Regions from separate parts of the Homo sapiens genome. Here region 2 is linked to region 1. Evidence: chromatin contacts called from ENCODE POLR2A ChIA-PET data. All regions are on one chromosome and are shown on one strand. Each heading gives the region's core, a stretch centred on a gene start or an enhancer-like site at or near the end of the contact. The rest is flanking DNA. Distances are from core to core; before and after follow the strand shown.

Region 1 (4,134 bases), core at 1,604-4,103:
TCCCAGCTACTTGGGAGGCTGAGGCAGGAGAATCGCTTGAACCCAGGAGGCAGAGGTTGCAGTGAGCTGAGATTGTGCCACTGCACTCCATCCTGGACAAGAGCGAAACTCGGTCTCAAAAAAAAAAAAAGAGAGAGAGAGAAAATGATCTTCACAGTTGAAATTTTAAGTCCTATAATAACAAGCAGCCTCAGAACCATATAAAACCACCTTCCTCTCATTAAAAAATATCGACTGTCCTTTTAAGAGCTACAGCGAAATAGAAACATTCAGATAATCAAATTCAATTTAGTCACCAAAAGAAGACAAGGCAAATGGAAGTTTTTCTAATGAAGGACAGAACACTCTATGAGATTTTTCATCTACTGAGTCATTATCCCACTTGACAAAAAGTACTTAATTTTTTAAAACAACAAAACAAGATATTCACTTGAGTGGATGCATCATGTCCTCTCCTCTTCTTCTGCCATTTCGACTTCTACTCTGATTGCCCATGAAGCCGAACAATCCCCCACCAAAAATGTGAGAGAAAATATCATCCATGCCACCACCTCCGCCGCTGCCTTCCCGAAGACCTTGCTCTCCGTATCTGTCATATAACTCACGCTTCTCAGGATTTGATAGTACTTCATATGCAAAACTTATTTCTTTAAACTATAAAGAAAAGGTAAAAATAAAAATAATTGCATTTTCAAGTAGAAGAGTGGGGAGAAGCTACAGGAATCCAGAATCCATTTAATTCTAAAAAAAAAAAAAAAGGGACAAGTTACCTTTGACTTGATTCTGGTTCTATTTACCACCCACCGCTCCTCAGAATGGTAGTACTCTTATTCTAAAACTAAAATACTCTTGACATTATGAAAATGTGGCTGTGTGGGCATAGTTGGATTTTTTTCCTGCAACATTCCTCTTTTTCAAGGAGGGCAATTTAAGTTAAAGCTAAAACCCCCGGAATAAAAAAGGTGCAAATAACTTACTTTGTCTCCTGCATTTGGATTCTTATCAGGATGATATTCCTTGGCTAACTTTCTGTATGCCTTTGAAAATGGATAAAAACAAAAAAGGTTATAACTAAACACCAGTTAAAAGTTTTGTAATAACTTAATATCCACTTTTCTGAGAAGTAATGTTCTAGAGTTATAACCTTTCAAAAATATTTTCTATTCGTAGGGATTCTTCGGCACTTTCTCGCGATACTGTTTACTAATGTAATATAACCAAGTAGACAGCAGCTATACTTGAAAACAGGTTACAGTGACGTGAAAACCAGATAAAACAATGAAGCAATGCCACAGGGAAAAACAAAACGTTCAAACATTATCCATATTTTCCCTATTGTCAAGTGTCTTTGATGGCCAAGTAACCAGACCAAGACGACCCTAATAAATTCGAGATAAATGACTGTTAAGCTTTGCGGACTGCAAAACATTACTATAAATCAAGCTAAAGTCACAATTCCTGCTCCCGATGGCTCACGCCTTCCTTCTAACTGTAACATCATGAAAAAGTAAAGGTGGTCCTAGTTAGCGTCTTTTGGTGTTTTATTTGCACGTGGTGGTTAACTGGGGTCGTGGTGGCAACTTCGGTGGTAGAGAAGTTGCACACACTCTCAACGAGGTGTTTGGGTCCTAAAGCACTTAAATCTTCATTCACGGAGGCTCGTGAATTATATAATACAGACTAGCATTTCCGGTAAGGTAACAGGAAGTCCACTGTACTCTTCTCACTGCCTAAGGAGCATTCTCATTTTTCTCGGCTTACAAATCTGGATGCTCTTAGCCTGGTGAGGATGCTGTGGGGCTTAAATGCCTCGTGTGCTTTGAAATCCTGAGATGAAAGATATCGCAGCATTGCAAATAGCAATAATAAGGCCTTCTATTTATGTTTACTGTACACTCAGGCGTTTGGCTGGGACCACGGCTTATTCCTAAGCAGGTACAGGACATTAGCATTACCTGCCCAAAGAACAATGCATCCAAACACAGACCCAGCTACCTCCGGGTCAATGGGCGAGGGACGCAGAGAGGGAGGAGCTCCCGCAGCCGGCGGCCGCGGAACCCAGGAAACAACCCCATCCGCCCGAGGCGCTCTGTGGGGGCGGCCTCGACCTCCCCGCCGTTCCTCCCCGCGGAGCACCAGACCCGGGGCCGACGGCCGCGGGGCGGACAGCTTCTCTCTCGGGGCCGGGATGCGCTGAGCACCTCGGTCCAACCTGTTTTTCCGGGGTGGTGACCTCGACGCGAAGGACCGGGCGAGCTGCTGCCTCCCGGGGGATACCAGCCCCCGGCGCTCGTTCAAGGAGGGAGGAAGGAAGGGCTCCCATCGTGTTTGCGCAGGAGTGAGTTTTATTTGCTGCATCTGCGGGCGGGCGGGGCCGGCGGCCCCAAGGTCAGCCGAGGCCGGAGTGCGCGGCTCGCGGCGAGGCCGGTCCCGCCGCCGCCGCCGACTCCCAGCCCGGGCCAGTCACGGCCGGCGCCGGCTCGCGGGCAGCCCAGTAGCGCGGCCTGGCTGAAGAAGACATCCCTGGCCGCGCAGGCCCCGCGCCCCTCACACCCGCCCGGCCCGCTCCCAGATACCTTCTTCAGCTCGTTCTCGCTGGCGCCGGGCGGGACGCCCAGGATGTCGTACAGCTTCGTGTCAGCCACGTTAGCCATGGCGGCCGGCCGGGCAGTGCTCGGGGAGAAGGTGGCGAAGCAGACAGAGCGGAGTCGGGCCCACAAGCGGCGTCGGCGGCGGCACAGGCCGAGGGAGACAGCGAGGGGGAAGCGGGGGCGGGGCTGAACTTTGACCCAGCGCACGGTGCGCCGTGACGTCGCTGTGCAGAGCCCGCCCCCGAGCGCCCGAGGCGCGGCCACTGGGGTCGAAGTATTGAAGAGTGGGCCAGGTTCTCTGTTTTCCTCCAGGTCCAGGCGGCTGGGCAGGGCCAACGTAGGAAATGAAGAACTGTGCACGGCGCACCCCAGGAATTCAGCTTCCTCTCAAAAGCCATGGTTGCGAGGTCGCGTGTTTAACCTCGCACTGGCTGCTGAGGGAATTAACAGGCCTGCGCAGCAGCTTCGTTAGCTTCGAAAGAAAATGGGCCCCGGCTCCCGCAGGAGGCCCGCCTGGCGCGCAGATGTCGTTATTAGAATCCGGGACGTCGGTGGACCCTCTGGGTCTGGCTCCCTCGGGGCTTACGATGAAAAAAACTGGGGGGCGCGTGTGTGTGTATGTTGTGTTTTATATTATGAGAATTCTGAAACATTTAGCAGAAGCAGTATATTACTCCCCATAGTGCAGTTAGCTACCTTTTACCTGTTTCATTGGCTCCACCATACATTTCTAGTGTTTTAAGGGAAACCGTTTCATTCATAAATACCCTAAGTGTATATATTTAATATCTAAGAGACAACTTTTAAAGGCATAACGATGTAATCTCATCTAATGAAATTAACAATTCCTTAATCTAATTCCCAGTCCATATTTAGGTTTTTCAGATGATCTCATGTCCTTTTACAATTGGTTTGTGGCATCCGGGTCCAAACCAAGGTCCACATGTTGCATCTGGACCACGTGTTTAAGCCTCTTACTTGATAGCTTTAAAATTAGCTAACACCAGAGGTTTAGATGGTGTAAGGCAAGTCTGGCCACCAGGTGACTTGATTTACATTCGTTTTAGTTTCGCTCAGAAAGTATGCTGTGCATCTACCAAGTGCTATGATGTACAGAGGCCTGGTCCGGGGAGAGGAGTGTTACAAAAGTGCCTGCCTTCAACCCATTTACGGTTTATGGAGACAGAAAAGTAAGGTTTTCTGATCCCTTGGAACCTGAACTGATAGCAAAGACTTCAGCATAAGCATCTCACTCAGGATAATGTTTCTTCCTTGGCGTTCCCTTTGACCTAGTTGTGGAGGGCCTGAATTCCATGACAAGGACTCTGAAATTTAGCTTGAAAACCCTAAGAGTAATCAGTGATAAGTCATTAATAGTCCTTAAACCCTTTTCCTCAAATCCCATCTGAAATCCTGCTCCCTCTGTGAAGTCTTCCTTTACTGGGCACTGGTGAACACTGCTATCTCATTCGAGTTCCCACCACCCTTCGTTTGTACCTTTTGTGGTAGGATCTCGAACTCTTTTGTTTTTTTTTTTTTTTTT
Region 2 (3,979 bases), core at 1,085-3,584, 1.4 Mb after region 1:
CCAAAAAAAAAAAAAAAAAAAAAAATTAGCTGGACTTGGTGGTGCACACCTAGAGTCCCAGCTACTTGGGAGGCTGAGGTGGGAGGATCATCTGAGCCCAGGAGGTTGAGGCTGCAGTGAGCTGTGATAACACCACTGTGAGATCCTGTCTCAAAAAAAAAAAGCATGCATGGAAAAATTGAGACTCGGTGTAGGGGCACATCAGAAAGAGAAGGCAGTGCTTCAGTTGGATGCAGGAGATGGGAGGAGAAAGGGAGTGTGGAGAGGGGAGGAGAGGGGGCATGCATGCTGGAGGGGCACAGGGAAATGGAGGCTGGATAAGGGGATTGTTTTGGGGAGGTAAATCTGGACACATCAACTGGAGTCAGATTGGGTCTTTTTTTTTGAGACAGAGTCTTGCTCTGTCACCCAGGCTGGAGAGCAATGGCACCATCTTGGCTCACTGCAACCTTGGCTTCCCAGGTTCAAACAATTCACCTGCCTCAGCCTCCTGAGTAGCTGGGATTACAGACATGTGCCACCATGCCTGGATAATTTTTTCATTTTTAGTACAGATGGGGTTTCACCATATTGACCAGGCTGGTCTCGAAGTCCTAGCCTAAGGTGATCCGCTCACCTCGGCCTTCCAAAGTGCTGGGATTACAGGCATGAGCCACCACGCCCGGCCCAGATTGGGTCTTTAATGCCTAAGAAATGTGGACTAAACTGATGGCTGCTGTGTGTTTGTGGGTTTGTGGAGTCATGGTGCTAAGCAGCTAAGGAAGGCCACACAAGGGAGACAACTGGAAGAATGCAGAAGTGTTGGATGGCTGCCAGTCCCACTGCAGGGAAAGGCAACTGTAGAGGAAGAAAGAGAACAGGGTGAGGGGAGGCTGGGTGCCTGTGAAATGACTCCACTTCACTCCTCCTTGGGAAGCCTGCTCTCCTTTCCCTGGTCGCGGAGAGGCAGCTGCAAGATGCGAGTATTTACTGGAGAGATGAACAGAAATGCTTTACCTGTCCTATAAAGCTATTTCAGGACATGGATTCAGCAAAGATACAGCTTCCATCTTTTCATTTTAGTGAATTTCAAAGTCATATTTCCTTCTACTTTACTGGACATATTGGAGTGACACAAATCTGAGATTCATAGAATTTTAAAATGTTAGAGCTGGAGAAACTTCTATGTTTATAGGATATCTCTACAAACCCTTATTTATTTTTTATTTTATTTTTTTGAGACAGAGTCTTACTCTGTCACCCAGGCTGGAGTGCAGTGGTGTGATCTTGGCTCACTGCAACCTCCACCTCCCGGGTTCAAGTGATTCTCCTGCCTCAGCCTCCTGAGTAGCTGAGACTTCAGGTGTGTGCCACCATGTCTGGCTAATTTTTGTATTTTTAGTAGAGATAGAGTTTCACCATGTTGGCCAGGCTGGTCTCAAACTCCTGACCTCAGGGATCTGCCCACCTTGGTCTCCCAAAGTGCTGAGATTATAGGCGTGAGCCACCAAGCCCAGCCTACAAACCTTATTTAACATCTGACTTTCAACATTTGAATTTGAAGTCCTTTAAAATTGGGTAATGTTTCTTATAATCCTAGGAGGGAAAAGTAAGAGCTTTCTTTTCTCTTTGTTTTCTTCCTCCTTTTAATAAAAACAAATAGACAAAACTGTTTGTTAGATGGAACTTAAGAGAACTTTGTCAAGAGAGAACTTCAAGACGACCTGGAATATCTTTTTTTTTTTTTTTTTTTAGACAGAATTTCCTTCTGTTGCCCAGGCTGGAGTACAGTGGCTTGATCTTAGCTCACTGCAATCTTCTCCTCCCGGGCTCAAGCGATCCTCCCACCTCAGCCTCCCAAGTAGCTGGGACTACAGACACGCTTCTGAGCTCAAGCCATCCAACCGCCTCGGCCTCCCTAAATGCTGGGATTATAGGCATGGGCCAACCATGCCTGGCCAGCCTGGAATATTCTACGTTGACCTCACACACCACCCTTCCCAAAGTGGACTCAAATGCTAGAATCTGCCCTTACTGCAAAGAGAGAGAGGGCTTATCAGTCACTTTCATGAGTCACCCAGGCTGCTGCACATACTAACTATCCAATATGCAGCAACAAATCAGAAGCAGGCCAAGGTTCATGGCATACACACTTGAGCAATCCTCAGAGAGAGGCTGCCAGAAGCCACATGCATTCTACCCCCTCAGCGTTCCTCTCATCCGCCCTTCCTCATCAGCGAGGTGGCTTCCTTGGGGTCTTTCAGAGCTCAAGCGTGGGTGACATCCAGGAAGTGGGCTCTGCCCTTGAGCTCCCAGTGCAGGCCAGGAGCCTCCCTTCTCTAGTCCTGCCCCTTCCTTGGCACTCACACAAGGATTTTGTGACCTCCCTCTGCACCTCCTGAACACTAATTACAGGTGTGTGTCTACACACATGACTACCTCAGAAGCTACAGGACAGCCTCTGTGCACAGAATTCCTTAGGTAAGGGCGAGGGCACAATTGCACAAGCCTTGCCTCGGCCAAGTTTTCCACTAAAAACAAATTGTTACTTGGCAGCCAAAGCAATTAGGCCCAGTTCAGGAAATTATCTACCCCCGAATAGAGCACCAAAACAGTCTGGGACCACCAGCCTTCCCCACCGTCTTCACATGTGGTTCAATAGAACTGAGCAATGCATGTATTTGTTCACAACAATTTATGCAAGAGTTGGATTCAGGAATAAGCAGCTCAAAAATGTATTTATGGCTAACAAAATTAGATGGTTAGAGAAAGATGGGTGGTAGATGTGATGTTCTCAGAGTTAGTTAATTAGCATTACTAGTTTTCGAGCCCTACACTCTTCTTTTTTTTTTTTTTTTTTTTTGAGACAGAAGTCTCCCTCTGCCACCCATGCTGGAGTGCAGTGGCACGATCTTGGCTCACTGCAACCTCTGCCTCCTGGGTTGAACCGATTCTTATGCCTCAGCTTACCAAGTAGCTGGGACTACAGGCATGCACCACTACACCTGGCTAATTTTTGTATTTTTAGTAGAGATGGGGTTTCACCATGTTAGCCAGGCTGGTCTTGAAATCCTGACTTCAAGTGACCCACCAGCCTCAGCCTCCCAAAGTGCTGGATTATAGGCATGCGCCACCACACCCGGCCTTCTTATTATTATTTATAAGAAACCCCACCTTTACTAAGAGTACAAAAATTAGCTGGGCATGGTAGTGCACACCTGTAATCCCAGCTACAGGGAGGTTGAACTCGGGAGGCAGAGGCTGCAGTGAGCCAAGATTGCACCACTGTACTCCAGCCTGGGCAACAGAGTGAGACTCTGTGTAAAAACAACAACAACAAAAATTCTGAGAGGTGAGGGGACAAAAAGGGAGATGAAAATCAGATCCCAGAAGTACAAGCACATGCAGATGTGGAAGCGTGACAGTGCCGATACGAATCCCTGTGGAGAGTGCCCGTGGATGCATATGGGGAATAATAAGAGGTGAGTTCAGGGACAGTCCTGCAGACCATGCTACAGAGCTCCTGTTTTATCTTATGGGTGGGGAGCCATTCAAGAGTGTAAGCAGACAAGCAGGTTTGTGTCTGGGCAAGAGCATTCTGGATGCTAAATCCACAAGGGGTTGGAGAGGGGCACCATCAGCGTCAGGGAGACCAGACAGCCTGTAGCAGTGACCAGGTGAGGGATGATCTGGGCTTTGGTTGTAGCTTGGGTGTAGACAGAAGAAGGTAACCTAGAGGTACATTGTGGGGATAAAATCCATAGGACTAGCTATGGATTGCATATAGGAGGTGAGCAAAAAGGAAAAATTAAAATACTTAAGTGGGCCAGGTGCAGTGGCTTACACCTGTAATCCTAGCACTTTGGGAGGCCGAGTTGGGTGGATTGCTTGAGGTCAGGAGTTTGAGACCAGCCTGGCCAACATGGCGAAACCCCATCTCTATTAAAAATACAAAAATTAGCTGGGCACGTTGGCGCATGCCTGTAACCCCACCTTTTTG

What was found. ChIA-PET counts read pairs that join two places held with the same protein, here RNA polymerase II (POLR2A).
Region 2: POLR2A ChIA-PET joins it to region 1 with 13 read pairs in Caco-2. The contact joins the enhancer-like site here to the promoter of DNAJA2-DT in region 1. POLR2A ChIA-PET finds 5 or more read pairs at or near these places in 2 of 52 experiments (Caco-2 and OCI-LY7).

Annotation. Positions count from the first base shown.
Region 1 is chr16:46,970,919-46,975,052 of GRCh38, forward strand. DNAJA2-DT (DNAJA2 divergent transcript) reads left to right here and starts at 2,854. Exons shown (of 2, transcript NR_186372.1): 1 at 2,854-3,207. DNAJA2 (DnaJ heat shock protein family (Hsp40) member A2) reads right to left here and starts at 2,756. Exons shown (of 9, transcript NM_005880.4): 1 at 2,577-2,756; 2 at 978-1,037; 3 at 431-654. The coding sequence starts at 2,654. RefSeq lists silencers at 1,628-1,707, 2,058-2,127, 2,158-2,207, 2,358-2,437, 2,468-2,517 and enhancers at 2,948-3,017, 3,078-3,167.
Region 2 is chr16:48,408,082-48,412,060 of GRCh38, forward strand. No RefSeq gene overlaps it. Among named protein-coding and RNA genes, the nearest start is that of SIAH1, 25 kb to the left of the region's middle. Within about 2 kb of position 2,335, at least 9 of the 41 ENCODE cell types and tissues checked have a DNase peak (open chromatin) inside an H3K27ac peak, as active enhancers do.